Regions from separate parts of the Homo sapiens genome. Here all the other regions are linked to region 3. Evidence: chromatin loops called from intact Hi-C (ENCODE). Cell type or tissue: dorsolateral prefrontal cortex. All regions are shown on one strand.

The links. Hi-C counts contacts between places; a loop is a spot of excess contacts. Peaks named below come from ENCODE experiments on the same cell type or tissue, not always from the same donor. Only the 100,000 strongest peaks of a DNase experiment are listed, where the experiment ranks them.
Region 1: a loop joins it to region 3, with 3 times the contacts of the local background. A loop is called at or near these places in 4 of 110 quality-filtered maps.
Region 2: it touches region 3 in a loop (4-fold over the local background); 78 of 110 quality-filtered maps call a loop at or near these places.
Region 4: a loop joins it to region 3, with 5 times the contacts of the local background. A loop is called at or near these places in 16 of 110 quality-filtered maps.
Region 5: it touches region 3 in a loop (7-fold over the local background); 78 of 110 quality-filtered maps call a loop at or near these places.

The regions. Positions count from the first base shown.
Region 1 is chr15:59,435,585-59,440,584 of GRCh38, forward strand. FAM81A (family with sequence similarity 81 member A) reads left to right here and starts at 2,602. Exons shown (of 9, transcript NM_152450.3): 1 at 2,602-2,698. RefSeq lists a silencer at 2,300-2,829. In dorsolateral prefrontal cortex, no CTCF peak of the experiment used is centred here; DNase peaks (open chromatin) are centred at 1,917, 2,387, 2,852 and 3,527; H3K4me3 peaks cover 2,694 bases; H3K27ac peaks cover 3,042 bases.
Region 2 is chr15:59,245,302-59,250,301 of GRCh38, forward strand. All of the region lies in intron 4 of MYO1E (myosin IE), which reads right to left. Among named protein-coding and RNA genes, the nearest start is that of LDHAL6B, 41 kb to the left of the region's middle. In dorsolateral prefrontal cortex, CTCF peaks have their summits at 2,253 (motif pointing right) and 2,456; a DNase peak (open chromatin) is centred at 2,280; H3K27ac peaks cover 513 bases.
Region 3 is chr15:59,489,992-59,494,991 of GRCh38, forward strand. FAM81A (family with sequence similarity 81 member A) reads left to right here. Exons shown (of 9, transcript NM_152450.3): 4 at 2,280-2,398. Among named protein-coding and RNA genes, the nearest start is that of FAM81A, 54 kb to the left of the region's middle. RefSeq lists an enhancer at 3,138-3,187. In dorsolateral prefrontal cortex, CTCF peaks have their summits at 3,062 (motif pointing left) and 3,269; a DNase peak (open chromatin) is centred at 3,080; H3K4me3 peaks cover 1,261 bases; H3K27ac peaks cover 2,047 bases.
Region 4 is chr15:59,141,803-59,146,802 of GRCh38, forward strand. The region is part of intron 26 of MYO1E (myosin IE); the gene reads right to left. Among named protein-coding and RNA genes, the nearest start is that of MIR2116, 27 kb to the right of the region's middle. In dorsolateral prefrontal cortex, CTCF peaks have their summits at 2,990 (motif pointing right) and 3,189; a DNase peak (open chromatin) is centred at 2,974.
Region 5 is chr15:59,170,995-59,175,994 of GRCh38, forward strand. MYO1E (myosin IE) reads right to left here. Exons shown (of 28, transcript NM_004998.4): 20 at 3,132-3,246; 21 at 2,752-2,921; 22 at 903-1,048. MIR2116 (microRNA 2116) reads right to left here and starts at 268; the gene lies at 189-268. In dorsolateral prefrontal cortex, a CTCF peak has its summit at 4,045; a DNase peak (open chromatin) is centred at 4,007; H3K27ac peaks cover 2,358 bases.

The DNA.
Region 1 (5,000 bases), 54 kb before region 3:
GCATTCTAGCCTGGGTGACAGAGTGAGACTCTGTCTCAAAAGAAAGAAGAAAAATGAATTTCCATGGTGTCTAGCATAATATACTGAACAAATTATTTGTATTTAAATAACTGCTTTGTAAATAGTATTACAGCCATCAAGTATATAGAATTGTTCTCTTTGATAATTTTTTTGGTAATCCTTGCAGCATAAAATAATTTGTGATAAATCATGGCTTTTTAATTGAAGTAATGCAAGAAAATCTCCATCTCCTGTAATGAGTTACAATCAAAGTGATTCTGGAAAAAATGGATATTTCGTTGCAATTTAGCCTACAAAAATAGGGAAAGAGTTGGAAAGAAACTAGTGTAGGCTTAATCATTGTGCATTAAATTTTGTCCCCTTGGGATTCAAAACAAATCACTTAAGAAAAAAGATAAATAAGAAGTGGGAAGTCATGGGCCTGATTCAAGACCACTTTGAAAGCCCGGTTCTTACTGAGAAATTCATGTTTTGAAATAATTATTAATACAATTATTTGTCTTATTTGCTAACTGTTATGATTTTTAAAAAGGAAATGAAAGTCAGCCTAAATAGAAGGTGCCTACATATGGCAAGAGCCCCTCACCTTCCAGGTCCTCTCCTTCCCTACCTTTGAGAGTGAGGGAGTCTTGCAGCAAATGAAAAATCAAAGTTCAGTTTTGATGGCCAGAAGTAAGAAGGCACTTCCTCTGTTTTATAGGTGTTCCATTCTGAGGAATATTAGGATCTACTATCACTCTCCTAGGAAGCCAGGAAGGGGTGCCTTGAGGCTCTGGCACCTCAAGTAGTAGAGGGAGTAGGGTCAGTATTGGGGTGGGCGGGGAAAGGGTAGAGTAATAAGAAGAGGAAGAAACAAGACAGAGGGGACGTTATGTGTCCATCTGAGATGCTCTCCATATGCACTGAAAGGCACCCCGATGGAGACAGGCAAGAAATATTTTGAACCTTTTTCTAGACTCTTGGTGATGGACTCTAGGTTTGAATGGGTACTTTCTGCTAACACATGCACACCTTTCCAGATGTTGTGGCCAGTTACAGCCAGAAGGTCACTGGGAAGCAGAGTGACAGTGTCATCACCATGACATAGGATCCAATTCAATATGTATTTACCTAGTACATACCATGCACCAGGCAGTGGGAATCTAACCGAGAAAGGAAAGAATAATCATTGAGCTTTTGCAGCACTAAAGAGATGCTGTTATACCAGATCTACACATCACAAGACTCAAGGCCATTACTCTCCTGGTCACAACGGCAGTGTTAACATGTGTCTGTGATTATTTGATGAATGCTCGTCAGGCTCTAAGCTCTGTGGGATCAGAAAGTGATGTGTCTCTTTTTCATCTTCACCATTGTGTCTCAGGGCTAAGCATAGTTTCTAGCACTTGGCAGCCATCCAATAGATACTGTTGGCTGAATGAATGTTACAGATGCGTTAGCGCTTTGTGGAAGTTATTAGCCCGTTTTACTGGTGAGGAAACAGTCGCAGAATACCCACAAATATTTCAAAGATCACACACAAATAACAGTCCTTAATACTAATAGCCCCTAAATAATAATGCTGCCGGAGAGAGAATTCCAAAACCGCTCAGCCGAATCCACAGTTCGGGCTCTTCTACCATGTCGGGCTCCTTCCCCTGGGTTGGAAGGGCTCAGGCTGGGGCGGGGTGGGGGAGACAGACAGGAGCCCCTGTGCTGGGTAAGTACCAGTATCTGCGAAGGAGGCACGAACCAGATGAGGCAAAGGTCGTGTCCCCCGCAACTCCGCTGAAATCCTGCCCACCGAGAGGAAGCACAATTATGAGTGAATGGGCTTGTGCGTCCTGATGAGAATCCAAAATCGAGAGGAAGGTGGAAAGAGCCAGGACGCGCTGGGAGGGGATGAAGCTGACGGGAGAAGAAAGGGCTGGGAAGAGGAGGGGTGTTCGGGGTTCTTCTTCTCGTCGTGTCTGCTGCGATGAGACACGATCCTGGGTCCCAACTGCAGGTGTCAAGGCGATTCAGTAAATGACACATGGCAGCCCCGGAGGGTTCGTTCACCTGCACAGGTGGGGCGTCACCGTGGCCTAATCAAATAACTTCTCCCCAATTTGAGGTGGGGCGGGGGAGAGAACTATTTTTGTGGGAAAGCGGTTTAGTAAATAAGGTATATTGGGGCTCTAGAGAGAATTGCAGTGCCACCACCATGGCTATGATCTCCGTCAGGCACCATTTCAACACCTCTCCAAATCAACCATCCCTACAACAGGATTTATTTTCCAATGAGCGAAATCCCCGCCCGCCAACTCCAAGGCGCTTGGATGCGAGCTCTGTGGGAAACAGCAGCGACGAGCAGAGGCTATTTTGGGTGTGGGAACGAGGAGGGAGGAGGGGCGGCGCCGCCAGGCTGGGCGCGGGTGCGCGGGGAAAGCCTCCAGCTCGGGCTGCCACGGCAACCGCGTCCAGGCAACGCGCCCGGAAGCGGCTCCGGCGGCGCGCGGCGGCTCGCGCCCCCCGGGAGCCGCGAACCCGGCCGGGCCGCGCGCCGGGCCAGGCGGCAGGCGCGCGCTGATTGGACGGCGCTCCCCGCGGCGCGGGCCCGCAGCCGGGCGCCCTGCTCAGCCAGCGCCAGCGGCCGCCGCACCCAGCCGCGCCGGCGAGGACATGGGCAGCCGCGGCGCGCCCACCCCCCGCGCCGGTGAGTGCCGCGCTCTGGGAACCCCGGCCGGGCGGCCTCTGGGGCTGGGCGGCGGGAGCTCTCTGGGACGGCCGGTGACCTTGGGGCAGCCTCTCAGGAGATAGGCGTGGGGTAGAGAGAGCTGCGCGTGGCCCATGTGACATGCCGCGGGCGAGAGGGTTAACTGCATGTGACGCGAAGGGCTGAAGTTGGGCACAGAGCGCAACTGGCGTTGCATTTTCGCGGGGGCTGCATGCTAGCGAACCAACCGACGCCCGGAGGGACTGTTTGGGGGAGCTGGGGTGGTGCACGGATTGCCAGGGGTAAAGGCGAGTCAGCCGACCCACTACTCAGAGTGAGTGACCTTGGGTAGGTTAACCATCTGCTCTTCCGCCCCTTCGCTTTTTCTCATCTTTCAAACGAGAGGCTAGGGGGTCTTTGCAGTTCCAGAATGCTGTTGTGCCATCCTACTGCGAGCTGAGAAAGAGCCCTAAAGTACGGTTCTGCAGGTACCGGAGATGCAAAGCTTAACCATGTTTATTCTAGGAGGGGTTTCCATTAATTGGCTCCTAAAGTGGTAAGAAATGTTATCGTTGTCTGGAAGATTATGGAGCAAGCAGTCGGTGGTCCGGAGAATGGCTTCTTAAGATGCACAGGTTAAAACCTCTTTGGTGCCCTAAAGACATGAACAAAATCAGGATTAATGCTCCTAAGTTCTTCTTTCCTGTAGTTAATCTAATAGGAAACTTTGTATTTGAACAGGTAAAATCAAAACCCAATCGTGGCAGGCAGCAGCAAATTAAGTGAGTCATTTCTTCAATGTGCACGAGGTTTATGTGTGTGTGTGCGCGCGTGTGTGTGTGTGCGTGTGTGCGCGTGCGCTCTCGTCCTCAGCTCAAAGTCTGCGTACGGCAGTGTTGGAAATTATTTCATAGGAGTAACCAGAAATAATGCTAGAATGATTCGAATCCACAAAAGTGCAGCTCTCTCAGAAGCAAGGGCAAACATTTGCAACTTGCTTTTAAAATAAGAGGTTTGTAGAGTAAATATATTCTTTATTGAGAACCATCCCCAGATTTGCACATTGTATCTGCCTTCTGGGCCCTGTCACTGAATGCGCGTGTGTGTATGTGTGTGTGTGTGTGTTGGGGGGGGCGGGTTCCTTGGCACTTATAATATTTTTAGCGTTGACTGGTACTAAAAAGGACACTTAGGCCCCCTTCCATATCCACTGTCTATAAACTTCCCTCTTCCACGGAGGGGAATGGAGGACGTACCCTCTCACAGGTACCCCTGGTTGCCCCTTCTGACTTTCTACTTAAAGCTACCCTTGATTTTCATTCGAATCTGATTTCATCTGTATAAGAACGTGGGTTGGGAAGACACAGTTTCCAATGCTAATGAATAAGCTTCTGCAAGCTTGTTTACCTGAGGGCTTAATAACCTTTAATGTGTTACATGTTAGAAATCTGATAGCATACGGATAGAAAAATACTTAGTGTCCAGGAATTCAACCATGAAGCCCTACCAACCATTTAATGAGCCACACTACATGGTGCTTGGAAACGTTATTAGCGCATTATTCAGCCTCCTCTCTCTGCAGGCCACTAGGCTGTGTCACTCCGACCTGGCTTTAAATGTCTTGTTTCTTGTATCCTGCAGCCACACTCTTGCATTTTCATTTTTTATGTAGCTGAACCCACCTTCTCTCCCGAGCACCAGAGCCTGAGTGAACAACTTGCCGCAGAAGAGCCTTCTCTAGTGTCCTCCACCGTCTCACCAGAGTAGGGATGCTCTTCCGCTTCTCCTTAGTGCTGCCTCCAAACCAATGCACCATCACCAACCAAGTCTCCTCTCGGAAGGTAGTGCTATCTGCTTGTGCCCCTACCCTCCTTCTTATCTTCTGGTCCAGTGCTTCCCAAACCTGGGGGCTCCTCAGAATCACCTGGGACATTTTGAAAAACTTGGTCTTTAGACTCTCTCAGATATACCAAATTAGAATCATTGGGGGCTGGGGCAGGGTGGGGGAGTAAGACCTAAAAATCCCTACTTTAAAAACAAACCCCAAAAGGAGGAGCAGCAGGAGACGATGAAGAGAAGGAACAGAACTCTCTGGGCAATTCTGATGTACACCCAGGTACAGTGGGGATCTCTTCACTTGATGCCCCAAAAAAGGGATAAACAAACAAAAAACGTGAGCAGCCAGCTTCATTCTCTTCTCTGCTTTGTCTCTTGCCAGTGACTTTGGGTTTTGTGTTGAAGCTCTCTTAATTCTTTGACCTTGAAGTTCCTCAACATCTATCCCAGTAGCCTCAGTTTCCAC
Region 2 (5,000 bases), 240 kb before region 3:
TTTTTCCCTTTTATCTTTACTACTGCAAAAATTACATATTTCAAATCTAAAATATATGTTGAAGCACACGGGTCAGAAATCTTAGCTCCAGTGATGACTACTATCTCCTTTTCCTCTATGAAAACTCTCTTACTCAATCAGTCAGCAAATCCCACTGATGTACCTTCAAAATATCTCTCGCCTCTATTTATTATTTAAAAAAGTATTTATTTAGCTTCTATGCAGGATGCACCTGACAAAGACTTTGCAAACTGGTATTGGATATATTTAGGACAGATGGTCTACTCACCAGAAAACAACTGCGTCAGGATACTTCAAATAAAAAAAGTAGAAACAGCACCAAATGGGATGCTTTCCAATTGACATCATATTTTTTAAACAGCCTAAGGTGCAAGAGCTGATTTAGGCCAAAAGTGATAAGAATTCACTTTTGATGGCAGCAATAAAACTGCCACATAAATGTTCTCCAAGGCCCGATGATTCTCCATGGGTCAGTTGGCAAGGGCTTCAGAAATGCCTCTGGCCACATTGTCAAGATCTTGTCTGGTGATGGAGAGATGGTAGAGATCATGAACAAAGCTTGCCAGTTCTTCCTTTACCACATCATGACCTTTTTGTTAAACAGATTTGCAGAGATGTCTCTTGACATCCAAAGGTATCACATATGTGGTTTTAATGCACAAATCCAAATTCTGGATTTTGGAGAACAGATTAATGAGCTAAGCAGATATGGGTGGCTCATTTACTGGGCTCACAGGTACCTACCAAGCCTTCAGGTGCTCATTATCATTCTTTTTTTAAATTTTTTAAATTTTTAATCTTTTTTTATTTTTTGAGATAGAGTCTTGCTCTGTCATCCAGGCTGGAGTGCAGTGGTGCCATCTTGGCTCACTGCAACCTCTGCCTCCTGGGTTCAAGTGATTCTCCTGCCTCAGCTTTCCAAGTAGCTGGGATTACAGGTGCCTGCCACCACACCCAGCTAATTTTTATATTTTTAGTAGAGATGGGGTTTCACCATGTTGGCCAGGCTGGTCTCGAACTCCTGACCTCAGGTGATCTGCCCACCTGCTGGGATTACAGGCGTGAGCCACCATGCCCAGCTTCACTATCATTCTTAATGATGCTAATGTAGCTATTGCTGTTGCATTTTTCTGTTGGCACTGCCCAGAGTCTACCTTCACACTTGCCCATTCCTTTATTTCTTTACAGGCTTACTGAAAGTCATACGTCGGCTTCCTCCTCGCCTTTCTAACTCAGGTCAGGCCCTCACTGCTGCAATAGATTTCCATATTCCCTCAACATCCCATCTCTTTTCTACCAATAACCTTATCTTTTTGAACCAGGTGTCAGTGCTATCATGTCTCTGCTCAGAGGCCTGCTATAATATAGAAATAGGCCATAGAGAACCATGAAAAGAAGGGGAAGACTGAGCTCTGGCCCCCAGACAAATCCACTGGATAACAAGTCAGGTAAAATACAGAAACTGCCCAGGTATGGCCATTTGGTGTATAAATGCATCTTCACCTCTTGGTAAGAAATCAAAGCTAATGTGTCAATAAGGTCATGTTCTTCTGTTAACTAAGTCTGTGCGTCATTTATCCTCCGTTGATGACAAGCCCAATCATCATCCTCCTGGGTATGCAGAGAGCATCACGGCCAACAATGACAAAGGGTTAGTTTTAAAAAGCACCTGAGTCCAGCCTGGGCAACATAAGAAGACCCTGTCGCTACAAAAAATTTAAAAATTAGCCAGGCATGATGGTGCGCATCTGTGGTCCCAGCTACTCGCGAGGCTGAGGTGGGAGGATCGCTTGAGCCTGAGAGGCGGAGGTTGCAGTGTGTTGAAATTGTGCCACTGCACTCCAGCCTAGGTGACAGAGCGAGACTCTTTTTCAAAAACTAAAATAAAAAAGCACCTGTATTTGTGGGGACAGAGTGAGAGACTTTAATCCTAGGAGCTCAAGTCCAGGGGTAACTAACCTGGCGAACCTGTCCTGACCTCTGTCCTATGGTATATGGTAGCTATTACATCTCCATTAAAATATGGGAAATTTGAGACCTAGAGAGACATCACTGCTAATAGGTATAAAGAAAGTGCATAAGGTTTGAAGTCAGACAGGGCTAAATTCAAATAGAGGCTCTGCCATCTACTAGTTTTGGATCTTGGAATTCTCTTAAGCCTCATTTTTTAGATGCAGCTTCAAAAAACAATGCCAACAGAGTGGTAAGGATTAAGAGACAACCTATACGAAAGCAACCAGCAGAGGGCAGGCACTCAGGAAGTCTATCTTGCGGGGTCTGATGGTGCTAACAGCAAGAGGTGACCTGAAATCAGGATTTCAAGAGCCTTAGCCCTGGCTTTTAAGCAGAGTGAGCTGGGGGAGCTTGAAAAAAGGTATTAATGCTCCAAGGCCACCACAAATCAGTTGAAACAGAATCTCTGGAGGTGGAGCCTACATATCTGTAGAGCCACTGAACTAGTAAGGCAATTCAGGAATCAGAAATACTTATCCCTAGAAAGTTAAATTGGTGAACCTAGGCCAGCCATGGCAGCTCACGCCTATAATCAGAGCACTTTGGGAGGCTGAGGCAGGCAGATCACTTGAGGTCAGGGGTTCAAGACCAGCCTGGCCAACAGGGCGAAACCCCTTCTATACTAAAAAATACAAACAAAAAATTAGCCAGGTGTCATGGCACACCCCTGTAATCCCAGCTACTCAGAAGGCTGAGGCAAGAGAATCACTTGAACCCAGGAAGCACAGGTTGTGGTGAGCCAAGAGTGTGCCACTGCACTCCAGCTTGGGTGACAGAATGAGACTCCGTCTCAAAAAAAAAAAAAAAAAAAAAAAAAAAGATAAATTAGTGAACACAAGGCATGGTAGATAAAATTAGCATCTATAGGCCGGGTGCGGTGGCTCATAACTGTAATCCTAGCATTTTGGGCGGCCAAGGCAGGTGGATCACTTGAGGTCTGGAGCTCATAACCAGCCTGGCCAACATGGTGAAACCCTGTCTCTACTAAAAATACAAAAAAATTAGCCAGGCAAGGTGGTGGGCGCCTGTAGTCCCAGCTACTTGGGATGCTGAGGCAGGAGAATCGCTTGAACCCGGGGGGATGGAGGTTGCAGTGAGCCGAGATCACACCACTGAACTCCAGCCTGAACGACAGGGTGAGACTCCATCTCAAAAAAAAAAAAAAAAAAAAAAAAGTTAGCATCCATAGAAGCCACTCTTCCTGATTTGTCTGCCAGTGGGCTGAGGAGGAAGGCATAGGAAATATCCAAGGTCAACCCCAGGTGTTTATTCCTTACTAGAAGTTGGCCTAATAGACATCAGGGCTTGGCAGGAGAGAGTGTAGGTTAATGAAAGGGGGTTGACTTACAGCAGAGTCAGGACAGGAAAGTAAACAGCAGAGATGGGGGGTTTTCTCCAAGTAAAAAGACTGTTCTGCAGACTAGAGCAACACCCTTAGTTCATGTGTTCACATCTTCAGATAGAGGTGACTGCTGTGAGCTGATTTAGCAAATACGATCATCCCTTCGCTCAGAATTCACCCCTCTATCCAGCGTTCTCGTGGTAATCTAGCTCCCTTCGTGGACTGTGTTCCAGGGCACATAATCGGCTGTCCACAGGCAGAATTCTGCCTATGCAATAATGAATTGGGGTCTGATTCACACTTCCTTGTGAGTTTGCTTGGCAAGTCAGTCTACCCAAGGCTGCTCAACTCCAGCTGTTTTGACAAATCAAGTTTGTAGATGGACCTAGGCTTCCATGGAGCCCTGTGCTTGAGAAAGCAGCACGTCTCCTTCCTTGATTTATTTCTTTCAAAATCCACTTTGTGGCCAGGCGCGGTGGCTCACGCCTGTAATCCCAGCACTTTGGGAGGCTGAGGCGGGTGGATCACGAGATCAAGAGATCAAGACCACCCTGGCCAACATGGTGAAACCCAGTCTCTACTAAAAATACAAAAAAAATTAGCTGGGTGTGGTGGCAGGTGCCTGTAGTCCCAGCTACTCAGAAGGCTGAGGCAAGAAAATCACTTGTACCTGGGAGGCAGAGGTTGCAGTGAGCTGAGATCACGCCATTGCACTCCAGCCTGGTGACAGAGCAAGACTCTGTCTCAAAAAAAAAAAAAAAATCCGATTTGTTACACTCATTTCTAGTCTTGAAATGGTCAGGTGCCTGTCCATCCTGTCACCGTATCCACTGCGTTGGAAAATATGAGTAAGACTGACAGGAAACTAGAAACGCCGCCTTTATGGGCTGCATTATGCCATCTAAAGTGTCATTTAGACAAAGTCACACCAGGGAAACTGGGAGGTGGAAGTCTAAAACACCACCATAGAAATTAGGTCATCGCTCACTTTTTATTTCCTAATTAAATGACACTAAAGATTCCTAGTCTTTCCAGCCATGCCAGAATCCCTTAGCATGAGGAGCAGGCTTCTCTTCCAGCCTCCAAGAAAATGGTTTTTTCGTTTGTTTTCTGCTCACAAACACATTTTAAAAGGCACCATTCAACTCGGCCCCTAACAGATGGAGCACCTGCCCCATCCAGTGTCAGGGGCTACAAACTTGGCCTTTCCACCCAGAACAGGATTTCCCTGCCTTTCCTCCTCTCCAACATTATTTGGAAGGAAGAGTTCCAAAACCAGTTCCTTCACAGGTGAAAAAGCCAAGGCCCAGACAGGTGTGAGGCGTGCTGCCCAGGGTCAGGTGAGCATGAACCACGGCATGCCAGAGGTTTCCAATTTGCTTTCTCAAAGCAGACAAACCACAGCCCTGGTGCAGAAGAGAATTAACTCAAGGGCTCAGGCTTTTGCCCTCGGTGACTGGGCGGTGATGTCTATGCCCCTGGAATGTCCTACCTAAGAGGAGTGCTTTTCCTTTCTTGGGGGCTTTGACCATAGGAGAGTCTGACGATATGATTTATGTCGGGGGCTTTGGGACATACCATCGCAATTCTGACCTCCAACTGGAAACTAAAGGCATTTGCACAA
Region 3 (5,000 bases):
TAAACCCAGTATACAATAGTTGTGTTTAATTATCTCACAGAAATAATCTGTACAACAAACATCCATGGCACGAGTTTACCTATGTAAAAAACCTTCACATGTACCCTGAACCAAAAATAAAAGTTGAAAAAAAAAAAACTTAAATCTAAGACCTCAAACTATGAAACAACTAAAAGAAAACATTGGATAAACTCTCTAGGACATTGGAGTGGGCAAAGATTTCTTGAGAAATACCCCTCAAGCACAGGCAACCAAAGCAAAAATGGACAAATGGGATCAAATTAAGTTAAAAAGCTTCTGCACATCAAAAGAAGAACAAAGTGGAGGGAGAACGTAGTTGCAAACTCTCCATCTGACAAGGGATTGATCACCAGAATATATAAGGAGCTCAAACAACTCTATAAGAAAAAAATCTAATAATCTGTTTAAAAAATGGGCAAAAGATCTGAATACACATTTCTCAAAAGAAGACATAGAAATGGCAAACACAGGTATATGAAAAGGTGCTCAACATCATTGATCATCAGAGAAATGCAAATCAAAACTACATGAGATATTGGCTGAGTGCAGCGGCTCACACCTGTAATCCCAGCACTTTGGGAGGCCGAGGTGGGTGGATTACTTGAAGCCAGGGGTTTCAGACCAGCCTGGTCAACACGGTGAAACTCCATCTCTACTAAAAATACAAAAAAAATTTAGCCTGGCATGGTGATGCATGCCTGTAATCCCAGCTACTTGGGAGGCTGAGGCATGAGAATCGCTTGAATCCAGGAGGTGGAGGTTGCAGTGAGCCGATATCATGCCACTACACTCCAGCCTGGGTGACAGTGAGACTTAGTCTCAAAAAGCAAACAAACAAAACTACAATGAGATATCATCTCACCCCAGTTAAAATGGCTTTTATCCAAAAGACAGGCAATATCAAATGCTGGCAAGGATATGGAGAAAAGGGAGCACTCATACAGTGTTGGCGGGAATGTAAATTAGTACAACCACTGTGGAGAACACTTTGGAGGTACCTCACAAAACTAAAACAGAGCTACCATATGATTCAGCAATCCCACTGCTAGGTATATACCTACAAGAAAGGAAATCAGTATATGGAAGAGATATCTGCACTCCCGTGTTTATTGCAGCACTATCCACAATAGCCAAGATTTGGAAGCTACCCAAGTGTCCATCAACAGGCAAATGGATAAAGAAGTGTGGTACAGATACACAATGGAGTGTATTCAGCCGTAAGAAAGAATGAGGTTCTGTCATTTGCAAAAACATGGATAGAACGAGAGGTCATTATGTTAAGTGAAATGAAATAAGCCAGGCACAGAAAGATAAGCTTCGCATGTTCTCACTCACTTGTGGGAGCTAAAAATTAAAACAATTGAACTCACGGAGATAGAGAGTAGAATGATGGTTACCAGAGGCTGAGAAGGATAGTGGGGGGTGGGGTGGAAATGTGGATGATTAATGGGCATTAAAAAATAGTTAGAATTAATAAGATCTAGTATTTGATAGCACAACAGGGTGACTGTAGTCAATAATAATTTAATTGTACATGTAAACATAACTAAAAGAGTATAATTGGGTTGTTTGTAATAGAAACAGTAAATACTTGAGGTGAGGGATACCTCATTCACCCTGATGTGATTATTACACATTGCATGCCTGTATCAAAATAGCCCATGGCTCAAACCTGTAATCCCAGCACTTTGGGAGGCCAAGGTGTGCGTGTCACCTGATGTCAGGAATTCAAGACCAGCCTGGCCAACATGGCGAAACCCCATCTCTACTAACACAAACTCCGTCTCTATTAAAAATGCAAAACTTAGCCAGGTGTGATGGCACATGCCTGTAATCCCAGCTGCTCGGGAAGCTGAGGCAGGAGAATTGCTTGAACCTGGGAGGCAGAAGTTGCAGTGAGCTGAGATTGTGCCACTGCACTCCAGCCTGGGCAACAGAGCAAGACTCCATCTCAAAAAAAAAAGAAAAAAGAAAAAAGAAAAAGAAAGTGGCTTCATTACTAAGGAAGAAATACTAAAACCAAAGGAACTTAGTTTTTAATGGTAAATAAAGGGACTTGCTCTGGGAGGAGCCTCTAAGGTCTCTCTCTGTCTAGGCCCCCTAGTTCTCTGTTTAAGTGTGCCTTAGGTGACTGTTGAAAAGGAGTCTCTTATGAAAGACTGAGTTAAACATTCTTATTTTTGCCAAAAGTATAAAATGCTTTTGTGGAAGCACGTGAATTCTTAGATGACTCCCTTAGTGTTTTTTATGTTGCCCAGGTACTCCAGGAGCAGATTCGTGCCCGGGACAACATTAGCTATGGAACTAATTCTGCCTTAAAGACCCTGGAGATGCGCCAGCTCTCCGGTTTGGGAGATCTTCGAGGAAGAGTGGCAAGGTAGGTGTTCAAATGTTGGGGTCTCTGCTCATCAAAAACCATTTTCTATAAACTCCATTATAGTGGGGAATATATTAATGAAGCCCCAAAGCAAATGGCTTGCATTCCTTTAGTACATTCCCTCCCTGCTTTGGCCATAAAATCCAGTGGTAGGAGTTAAACCTGGTTGTGAGGGTGCCATGGGTTTCTTTTGTTACGCAATTGGTGTTGTCTTCCTGGGAAGAAATGATGGGAGAACTCACTCAGCTGACCTTGTAATTTGATAGGGTAAATACTAAGTTTATCGAATCCGAAAATATAAAGTTGAGATAGTTTGTATGTCATTTTGGAAATTTAATTTTTCCTGTTATTCATTTTTATTTTATTTTCGGAAAGTATTGGTCTGGGAAAGATTGGAAACTTAGAAAAAAGATCTTTCTTCTCAGTATGAAAAGTGCTATTTTCTCAAAGTGTGCTGCATGGACCAGCAGCCTCAACAGCACCTGGGACCTTGTTAGAAATGTACTGTCTCCAGCCCACCCTGCAACTACTGAGTTAGAATCTGCATTTTAACAAGATCCCTGAATTCATATGCATGGGAAAGTCCGGGAAGCACTGTACCAGGACTGTGTCTAGGGCTATTTTTATCTGGCTGGGACAAATTTGTCCGAAGTATTTATGGGCCTCTTCTGCCCTCTGCTGGGCCTAAGAGCCAAGCACATTAATGCATATCAGCACCGGAGCTGAGGAGCAAATGGCACTTCCCGTCAGCCTGAGGTGGCAATGAGGGTGGTCTGCATGGAGTCGGGTGGAAGAAAGAACAAGGACCTCCTGCATGCAAGGCCTCTGGAGCAGGGAGGAGTAGTATTAGGGTGTCTTTGTGCAGACAACGTGTCGAGGGCCTTGAATGCTGGACATGTGTGTTTGAGTCTGCTGGGTAAAGATCTGTCTATAATAGCAGAGGGCTGCATGGATTGGATGGGGAACAGGTTGATCACTCTCCTTCTGTGATTTTCTGTCCTCATCAGGATGAACTCCAGTCTCCTTAGTGTGATCCTTGGTGATGACACCCTGTTGACTCCCTCTTCTCTCTCTACCCTTGCACTGTACCTTTCAGCAGTGATCAACTTTTTTGTTAGTCCCTGAATAAACCATGCTCTTCTATTGCTCCACCTTTGTACATGCTGTTCTCGTACCTAGCATGCCTTTCCTCCTCCTTTTCTTTTCTTTTTATTTTTGAGACAATTCTCACTCTGTCTGCCAGGCTGGAGAGCGGTGGCACAATCTCGGCTCACTGCAACCTCCGCCTCCTGGATTCAAGCGATTCTCCTGCCTCAGCCTCCCGAGTAGCTGAGACTACAGGCACTCGCCACCACGGCCAGCTAAGTTTTGTATTTTTAGTAGAGATGAGGTTTTACCATGTTGGCCAGGCTGGCTTCTAACTCCTGACCTCAGGTGATCCGCCCACCTCGGCCTCCAAGAGTGCTGGGATTACAGGTGTGAGCCACCGCGCCCGGCCTCCTCCTTCTTTTCTAACTTCTTTTCAGTCTTTAAAGTTCAGCTGAAGTGTCACCCCCTCTGGGAGTCTTCCCTGACACCCCCACTCCATAGAGCTCTCCTAGCACTCACTGCTCTATTGAGTCTCTCCAATGTCTTCCTCACTCTGCTACCTTTACTATGTTGAAGGGGGATTCCAGATATGTTACCTGTCTATAGCTAAGTGCCTGGAACGGTCTCTGGAAAACAGTAGATACTCAACATTCATCATCAATTTGGATGAAGAAATGACCTGGAAACTCACTATAATAGGACTGGAAAACCTTGACTCCTTGTTTATGCATTTCGGCTTAAAAGAAATCCCAGCTCTGTGATACCTCTCAGAACAGCAGGGAGTTAGAAGAACTTGCGAGCTATAGGACAGAGTAGGGACTTTAGGAGGACTCTGAGGATCTTCGTAGCCGCTTGAGTTGCGGATGAAGATCAAGTGGGAGAATACATGTGAGAGGCTTGGTGCCCTGCATGCGATGAAAAGGGCCTGCAACCAGTGGTGGCTTTATCATCTCAGGGGCAAGAGCAGTGGCATTGTCCTTATGATGCTGGTTCTAATACAAAGTAGAAAAATTATTTTGAAATACTTTCAGGAATCTTATATTCTTCAGTTTCTTATCAACTTCTCTACTCAACTTGTTGCTTCCCTGTAACAAAAACTTTCACTCTAAAGGCATCAAAAGTGTTTGTTATGAGTACTAAATATTTTTGCTTTGTTTTTTTGGCTATATTAGAATGCTGATGAGACTTGATTGTTGAAATGAATTCATGTGAAATAAAAATTCTTTGGAAAAGTTTCTTGGCTTTCTTGTGTTGATTATGTAATTGTATTGGAGGGGTATGAACATTTTAAGTGGTATTCTTAAGACACTAGGTTGCTATATTATTTCATATTTAATTTTATAGTTTTTATGTGTCCATTGGTGATGTAATTAGTAGCAAATGGGCCTTGATTTTTTTCCCCTGTAAATCCAGCTCAGAAGGGCAAAGGCAAGTTCTCCATAAAGATGAGATACACATTTAGCTCATGTGGCATACCGTGTTCTAAACAGGACTTGATCAGACCTGAAGGCCC
Region 4 (5,000 bases), 350 kb before region 3:
AAAAAAAAAAAAAAAAGGCTGGGTGCAGTGGCTCACGCCTGTAATCTGTAATCCCAGCACTTGGGGAGGCCGAGGTGGGTGGATCATGAGGTCAGGAGATAGAGACCATCCTGGCTAACACGGTGAAACCCCGTCTCTACTAAAAATACAAAAAATTAGCCGGGCGTGGTGGCGGGCGCTTGTAGTCCCAGCTATTCGGGAGGCTGAGGCAGGAGAATGGCGTGAACCAGGGAGGCGGAGCTTGCAGTGAGCCGAGAGCGTGCCACTGCACTCCAGCCTGGGAAACGGAGTGAGACTCCATCCCAAAAAAAAAAAAATTTTTTTTTTAAGTCTGTACATGTTCACTACAGAGGCATCTATCCATATTTTTTCTGAATATTTTCATTCCAAGTTTGGTTGAATCCACAGATGTGGAACCCATGGGCACAGCGGGCCAGTTGAACCCACAGATGCTAATTTGTCCTGTCTTGTTCAGGGAAAAACCCTAGTGTCCTTAGTGTAGACTGACAAGGTCTCTGGAGCCCAAGTATGGGGGCTTAGATACAGGGTCCTCCTGCTGAAGGACTCCCCTCGCCAGGGTCGGGGTAAGACCTCTTAGTGGGAAGACAAGACGGATGGCTCCTGAGAGGTAAGACCCTCCCTGCCCTGGGCATCACCCACTTGTTCTGCCCCACCTGCCTCCAGCTTTGACTAAGACCTGTTTCTGTCCTTCGTGTCTTCCTTGCCAGTTGTTTCCTTTCTAGGACACTTGGCCCTCATGCTAGCTCAGCTGTTATTAGTTCGCCCCATCCTCAACCTGAAAATCTTTCTAACAGCTTCTCTCTGCTCTTGGAAAAAGGACCAAAACCCTTCATGGCGCCTACAGACTCTGCCAGGGGCGGCCCCTGCTCACACCCCAGCCTTACTCCCTGCTGCAGGCCACATTGGTGCCTTCCTACCTTTCTTCATGAGCCCTGGTTGGGGAGAGGACCCTTGTCCACATACTTCAAGCTTACATCATATTTACTGGTGAAACTCACAATGATTTCCCCATAAGATCAGGAACAAAACAGGGATGTCAGCACTCACCACTTCTGTCCAATATTATCCTGGAAACTCTAGCCAGGGTAATTAGGTGCAAAAAAAAAAAAAAAAAAAAAAGGCGTCTAGATTGTTTTAAACTAGAGATCGTAAGTCTCATGGAACGGATTCTTTCTGGTGATAAGATACCAAATTATAAATAAGACCTAAGGGGATGCAGGACGCAAAAAGCTGTGTGTATGTGGCCACTGCGTGGTCTTTGATATCAAGGCATCAGAGGCTACTTCCTCAGGATAAGTGACTCCTGGCCAAAGTAAAACCTCCGAAATTACCCGGGGAATTTGGGGTCCATAATTGTCCAGGTTGTGGACAACTGCTACCATGCTGGCAGTGTAAGCCATTTGGCCCTTTATCACTAGGCTGAATGGGGTTCCTAGTAACTCCACAGGTGAGAGGTGGGGGAGGCCAGGGCAGCTTTGAGATGGGTGTGGATAGTGGGGACTGTCTGATGGCAGCCGGGAGGAGTGGGCAGGTGGGTGGAGGAGGGAGGACCTCTGCAGTTTGCACTTTGCATTAGGAAGGGCAACACTGATGCTGCCACCATTGGCTCTGTCTTGTGACCACAAAGAGGCACAGCTGCTTTGCTGGGGCGGCATATTCCCAAAGCGAGCCACAGTGAGAGCCATTCTCCCTGGCCAGCCTGCACATGTCTACACCCTTCTTGTGAGGGCTAGCAGACAGGATGTCTTCTGGGAAACTGCCGGTAGCTGTGTGAAGTCTGGATAAACTCCCCTCAACTCAGCCAGGCCTTGTCCTAGGCATTTTCACAGATGCTGCTTCATTTCACCCTCACGACACTCCTGTGAGATGACTGATGCAGGCTCCTGGGATTTCCTGCTGGTTTCATCCCTGGCCAACATGGTGGCACACGCCTAAGGCTCCTGGCACTGCAGCCACATGGAATCTTTCTGGATCCTTGGTCTGGCTATGCTCCCCTGGCCTCTGCCCACTTCCCAGGCAGCACTGCTAACTCCTGCTCGGCCTTCGGATCTCATTTCCATCACTGCTTCCTCATACTCTGGCAAACCCCCGGCCATACCCTCTCCTAGCCCACGGCTTCTCCAGAACATGGGTCAATTGTAGCATGACAGTGACTTGTGTGGCTATTTGGCTAACTCCCCCTGAGATGGGGCCTCAAGCTCTATGTTGACAGTGTGTAGCAGGAGGGGGACGTGGGCTTGAGTCTGTGTGCTGGGTTTGGGGCCAAGCTCTGCATCTGTAAAACCTGAGCAGATTCAGGCAATGGCCTAGGTCCTTTTTCTTTTTCCTTTTATTTATTTATTAATTTATTTTTATTTTTTTGAGACTGAGTCTCACTCTATGACGCAGGCTGGAGTGCAGTGGCATGATCTCGGCTCACTGCAACCTCCACCTCCCAGGTTCAAGCAATTCTCGTGCCTCAGCCTCCCAAGTAGCTGGGATTACAGGCGCCCACCACCACACCCAGCTAATTTTTGTATTTTTAGTAGACACGGGGTTTCACTATGTTGGCTAGGCTGGTGTTGAACTCCTGACCTCAAGTGATCCGCCCGCCTCAGCCTCCCAAAGTGCTGGGATTACAGTTGTGAGCCAATGCGCCCGGCCTCTTTATTTTTAGAGATGAAGTTTTGCCATGTTGCCCAGGCTGGTCTTGAACTCCTGGGCTTAAGCGATCCTCCCACCTTGGCCTCCCAAAGTGCTGGGATTACAGGTGTAAGCCACCGCACCGGGTTCCAGGTCTTTTTTCTGATTCTAGGAAAGTTTTACAGAGAGCTCTCAACAGCACTGAGGAACACAGGAAATCTGTGTCAACGAAGCCGTCACAATCTCTACGATTCACCAGACTGGAGACCTGGAAGCCACCTTGGAACACAGTTGGTGGGAACAGCCATTTTCCCAGACTCCAACAGCCTCGAAAACCCAGGCAATCTCCTCTGCGTCACTAGGTGGCAATCCTGTGTCATTAATGAGAAGAAAGAATGACTTTTTGTTTTGTTTTGAGACGGAGTTTCACTCTTGTTGCCCAGGCTGGAGTGCAATGGTACGATCTCGGCTCACCGCAACCTCCACCTCCTGGGTTCAAGCGATTCTCCTGCCTCAGCCTCCTAAGTAGTTGGGACTACAGGCATGCACCACCATGCCCGGCTAATCTTGTATTTTTAGTAGAGATGGGGTTTCTCCATGTTGGTCAGGCTGGTCTTGAACTCCTGACCTCAACTGATCCACCTGCCTCAGCTTCCCAAAGTGCTGGGATTACAGGCGTGAGCCACCGCATCCGGCCAGGAATGACTTTCAAAGAAACTGCCAGAAATTTGATTAATGAGGTCTTCTAGGCAGGTGGAGCCCCCTACTCCCAGCCGAGGCAATTGGCTAGTCCAGGAGGAAGGGATTACACACCCCCTTACAGGGCACATGAGACCCGCATGCCCACTGTGCCAGAACAGGCTTAGTCCAGCTTGCGAGAGCTGATAGAACTTTCAGGAATTTTGTGAGCCAGTTGTCAAACATGGCCATTATTAAAAACCAAATCATTGACAACAAAGAAATTACATTAAAACAAAAGCAATAAATGCTCATCATTTATCTCTTCCTACTTCTCACTGCAACCTCCGCCTCCCGGGTTCAAGCGTTTCTCCTGCCTCAGCCTCCCGAGTAGCTGGGATTACAAGCATGTGCCAACAAGCCCGGCTAATTTTTCTTTTGTATTTTTAGTAGAGATGGGGTTTCACCCTGTTGCCCAGGCTGGTCTCGAACTCCTGGCCTCAAGTGATCCACCCGCCTTGGCCTCCCAAAGTGCTGGGATTACAGTCGTGAGCCACTGTGCCCAGCCTACTTATTTTCCTCTATCTATGCATTTGAAGTTATTAAAGTCTATTGCTGATGTATGGTAGAAATACTATACAATGGTGAGACTGCCCATGTTTTCCCAACTCCGCACTCAGTAGTAGTCACACTGGTAGCTTGAAATTGGCCATGAAGAGAGAATTTTACCATGGAAACTGGTAAATGTTACAGTTCAGGCCTTTTCCTCCCTGGAGTGCCCACTGTTTACCAGCACACTACCATCCTACCATCCTACCATCCTCAAGCTGCCCTCACGACAGCACAGGCTCACTCATGTCTAAAAATGCCTTGCCAACTTTTGTTTCATTATTTCCTTATTGTTATTATTTTTAGAGACAAGGTCTTGCTATGATGCCCAGGCTGGGGTACAATGATATGATCATACCTCACTGCAGTCTTGAACCCCTGGACTTGGGCCATCCTCCTGCTTTAGCTATCTGAGTGCTGGGACTACAGCCATGTGCCACCATTTGTTTTATAATTGTACAACTTAGATAATTTTGGTAGGTCTGGTACTCTGTGATACAGTATTTGTATTTCTAATAAACATCACAGAATTGAAAATCGTGTTATAAAAATAATTATTTCATTGAGATAATGGTTGTTTTTTGTTTTGTTTTGTTTTGTTTGAGACAGATCCTTGCTCTGTCACTTGGCCGGAGTGCAGTGGAATGATCTTGGCTCGCTGCAGCCTCCGCCTCCCAGATTCAAGTGATTCTCATGCCTGAGTCTCCCAAGTAGCTGGGATTATAGGCACCTGCCACCACGCCCGACTAATTTTTGTATTTTTAGTAGAGACAGGGTTTCACATGTTGGTCAGCCTGGTCTCGAACTCCTGATCTCAAGTGATCCTCCTGCCTCGGCCTCCAGAACTGCTGGGATTAACGGCATGAGCCACTGTGCTTGGCTAGATGATGGGGAGTTGCAGCAAGATTTCAGACTCACAATAACTTATTTTTTCTTTTGACATTTCAATAATAAAGGCTCATTATATATATAATATATATTACTTATATTGTATATATTATTTATATATGTAATATACATATGTTAATATATGGTTATAAAACTATACATCACTGAGCAAATCCAGTGTT
Region 5 (5,000 bases), 320 kb before region 3:
TTTCCTGATTAAAGTAGTGTTAGCCTCAGAGGCCCAGGGACACGATTCTTGGAGGAAGCTATGGGGCTCAAGGAGGCCTTTCTTCCATTCTTAGTCTTCATGGATTGCGAGGATTTCCTGTGTCAGCGGAACTTAGTCTAGGAGTTCTTACCATGGGAGGACTTCGGGAGGACTTAGCATGGGAGGACTCCTAGTCTGGGAGTTCTTGGCATGGGAGGACTTCTTAGCATGGGAAGACCTCCTATGCTAAGAACCCCTAGCCTAGGTCCCACTGACGGAGGAGATGCTGACGGCCGGCAGAGGAGCCCTTCTGCCGAGAGGAAGCCAAGGTGCTGCCGGGAGGAGCAAGGGCCCTTCCTGAGGCCTTGTGGAAGCAAACACCACTCCCCACTGCCTGAGAATTGGAGCGAAGAGAGCATCTCACGATGACTCCAGGGCTACAGAGAATGGAGACCAACTTGCACTCCCTAAGGAAGTCCCAAAGAAACTTCCCTTTCAGGACCCTCTGCTCAGGGAAATGGGTGAGGCCTCCAACCTGGGTGAGGTGGACTGGGGGACAGGGCTCTGAATCCTTGGCTCTACTGCAACAAGAGAAATTATTCTCTGAGGTGTTCCATATACCGGGTTCATTTCTAACACGTTTCGGTTACAAGAGATCTGGGTCCCCCTTGATTAGAGGAGCTGTCCGGAGGCAACCTTTTCTTGGTACCTTCTTCCTGACATATCAAGACTTGCTGAGACTAGGGAGTCTTCCCTTTGGGACAAAGGGAAATTCCATTCTCTTGATCATGATTTTGACAGCTGGGAAGCCCAGCCCGGCCTTCCTCCTGGCTGTTTGGAACAGCGGACCGTGATGCTGAGGCGAGAAGGGGCAGTCCTGCCTCTGCACCTCCACTACTCACCTGAGGGACACAGACAAGATCCGTTCTATCTCGATTTTCCGCTTCAGGACTTCTTTCACCAGGCCCTTGTCTGGGCCCTGTTTGACTTTTTCTCGTCCGATTAAGTACAAGCACTTTGGGGTAAGGAGCAGGTCTCGCTTTACACCCTGTAAGGAGAGGAGCTTTAAGAAGCTGGACAGGCCAGGCATGGTGGCTCACACCTGTAATCCCAGTACTTTCGGAGGCCGAGGCGGGTGAATCACCTGAGGTCAGGAGTTCGAGACCAGCCTGACCAACATGGTGAAACCCCGTCTCTACTGAAAATACAAAAATTAGCTGGGTGTGGTGGTGGGCGCCTGCAATCCCAGCTACTTGGGAGGCTGAGGCAGGAGAATCGCTTTAACCTGGGAGGTGGAGGTTGCAGTGAGCCGAGATTGCGCCATTGCACTCCAGCCTGGGTGACAGAGCAAGACTCCGTCTCAAAAAAAGGTGGACAGACATGGTCAATGTGATGACAACAATTCACACAGTGGACTGCTGTTACCAGGACAGGGGGAAGCTGCCTTGGACAGTCAATCTTCACTACTGTTGAGAGGCCATTCCATTCATCACATGACCGGGCCCCATGACAGTGAAAGAGGGCATTGTTCATGATTATTAGGATGACATGTAAAAAATGATGACATTTGACTCTTTTTGACTTAAAAACTGGCAAACTCATATGGAGTCACTTCACATATCAGGACAGCAGGTGTAAAGGGAAAGTCACCAACACCTGTGGTGAACTTAGCAAGGATGCACTACAGCATGTTTCTAAACAGGGGGCAGTGTCTGCATATATTTTCTTGGGAGTTCATAAAATTTTCATTCTAAAATACTGATATATTGTCATTTGAATGATAATTCTCAATAATCTAATAGAAATCTACTTGGGAATTTGTGGGTAACCACTTTATAATGAGTACCGCTGCGAGAGCTAAGCACCCCTGTGTGCATCCAGGGCTGCCGTCACAGCAGCTGGTGCCATGCACAGGTTGCAAGGAATGGTTTGGTTTTAGCAAAACATGCTTCCGTTGTTTATTTCGTTAAATTTTTTTCTTGACCTCCCCGCCCCTGGCAAAAAGCCAAAAGCTCTTAACGGGTCCATGAGCTTCTGAAGCTTCAGATTTTTCTATTAGGACCAAGACTTTATCAAAAGGTATCTAAAGGAGGAGGTGAAAAATCAACTGTTCCTCCTGTGGCTGGAAAAGCCTTACTTATCAGCCACTCTGGGAAAATGGATGAGGATACTCTGCAATATTACTTGATACTCTGAATCCTTTGATTCAACGATTTCACTCCTATCAATTTCTTCTAAAAATATTAGGAGACAGATAGATACACAAAGATGTGTGAAAAGATGCTCACTGAAGTTACGATAGTAAAAAAGAAAAACTCACTAAAAATTGATTCATGAGAAACTGGTTAAAAATAATAAAGCATCTGTCAAATGGAATACTATGCAGCCATGTAAAATAACTTATATTGCTAACTGTATTACTATCGAAAATTCTCGCATTATTTAAAAGACAAACAAAAAACCACTTCAGGACATAAAACAGCATGTAATGTATATCTCATTTTTTGTAAAACTAAATACGCAAATGTATGTTTTCATAAAAACATTCTGAAAGATATGGATATACACAGAATGTTAACAGTGAATGTTTCTGGGCATAGGTGCCTGTTTATCTTTTGGTTTACTGTATTTTCTCTAAATTTTTCTACAACGAACACATTCTGATTTGGTAACAACAAAAGCAAAATAACAAGTTATTAAAAAAATAAGGAATCTGTTTGGTGATCTCAGAGGCAGGCAGTTAGCACGTACCTTGAACCTCCTGTCATACTTGGTGACTGTGTCTGCGAAATCAATCTTCTCCCTCTTGCCCACGAACTGCTGGAGTTCTGGGTGCTCTTCCATCCCAATATAATCCCCTATAAAGTTCCTGTTAATACTGTTTCTCCTTCTCTCCTTCTTGTTCAATAAGAGGTCTGAGGCTACAATTCCCAAGAGGGTCAAGATGGAAGAAGGATAAGTCAGTCAGAAAAGGGAGGAAAATACTGTGGAAATATACAAAGAAACTCTAAATGATGCAATATTTTTAGCGTGACATTATATGCAAAATAAAATGGAACTTAAAACTTCACTTAAGCTCCAATTTACTCTTCAGATTTATTAAAATCAATGAAACAAAATTGCTAAAATACCTTCTTCTCTCATTTGAACGTATTTCTTCCGGGCCACGAATTTCCTCCATGATTTCTGTATCACTCGAGCATACCCATCATACTTTCTCTCTCTCATCTCTTCTAAAAGAAATAGCTGTGAATGGAGAGAAGACAAATGTGAGCCAAGCCCCAAGCCCCAATCCCTGAACAACACTTTTCTTGTTATTCCAGGGACCCTCAGTTTAGACAATGACACACACGGGAAGCAGCTTCTCTGATTCATGAACGAATATGTGAAACGCTTACTGTGGCATGTTGTTTATTCTCACTATAAAATGACCTATACCTTTTTTTCTTTTAATGGAAAACAATGGGAAATAGGAGAATCTGAGTGTATTCAGTTAGACCTTGTCCTGCCTTGCTACAGTCTCTGTGAGAATCGAATGAGCGATTCAATGCTTCTCCACTTATTCCCCACCTTGATCCAAAGAGTGTATTATTAGGAAGTCAGATCAAGTGAGTGGGTGGAGGCTGTTGCTGTTGTTTGGCGCGGCACTTCTGCATGCAGCCTCTAAACAGAATTTTCCAGTTTCTGCAGGAGCTGGGCTTGTGCTGCTGTGGAAGGAGGGCTGCCCTACTTTCAGTTCCAAGAAAATATAGACTTCCTGTCTCAGGATTCACCAATCTCAGGATTCACCAAGGACCAGCGGAGCAGAGGATAATAACCACAGTGACTGGAGCTGGACGTGAGGTGTGTTAATGAGGACTTGCATTTGCCCAGAAAGGCTGGGGCTGTTTAGGGACCACATCAGCCTCTAGCAGGTCTTGAGAGTCCGGCCATTTTACCAATGAATGCTGACAGCTGCGCCTCAACCAGGCCTTGGAATGATAAAGGTGACAGCAAACAGCTGTAGTGAGCCGAGTGCCCACTATGGGGCAGAAGTCACCCTAGATGATTTCCACACAGTTTCATTCAACGCCTCCACAGCTACATGAGCCGCATACTCTGTCATCTCTATTTTACAGATGAGAACATTGGAACTAAGACTGGGTGGGGCTAGAAAGTGAACCTAGGTCTTTCAGGCTCTGCCAGGCTCCTCCTCATTTAGACACGCAAAGCTTTCTCTGTAAATCTGCACTTGATCCACTTGTAAAATAGTAGGAAACCTTCTCATTTACCTTGAGAGTGGCTTACATGACTCTCTAGGAAAAAAATAAAATCAACCAATAAAAATCCAAAGTAAAGATGATGAACAGTCATTGCAAAAATGTTCCAGAAGTAAACAAGCCAATGTGGTTTGAAGGCAGCTGGGCTTGATTTGTTGTCTCTGTTTATCCGGGTGCATGCTTGGGAGACAGACCTATCCTCTCCTGCCACTCAACTTCTCTCCTCACAGATCCATCTGTGCAGAAACAACAACTCAAACTCCAAACACCAGGGGAGGGACCACGTAATTCCCCTGGCTTCAGTGCTGTAAACAATAGGCATAAGGACAGATTTCTAAACCCCAAGTGGAATGCACAGATTAGCAACTGGACAGAATGTTTAAAATCTGAGCCCTGCAGTTGCCTGTTGTAAGAATATCCATTGATATTTCTTATCTTGTGTATTGGGTTTCTGAGTAAGTCTTGTTTCCTTCTTCTTTCCCAGAACTATTTTGGGCGTATCACAGAAAATACACTTGTGACTCAGAGAAAGGATGAACAGGCAAACGATTCCCAACTTCCTAGAGACTATCTCAAAGATTCGCTGGATTTTAGATTTCTTTTTAAAAGCCCAGGGGGTTAGAAATTAGGGAGGTTCAAGAAAAAACCTTGATAACACAGATAAGGAGAGAATAAAAACCAAACCAAACCAAAAAACAACAACAGGAAAACACACAAAACAACCTTAAATGAGAAAAGCCA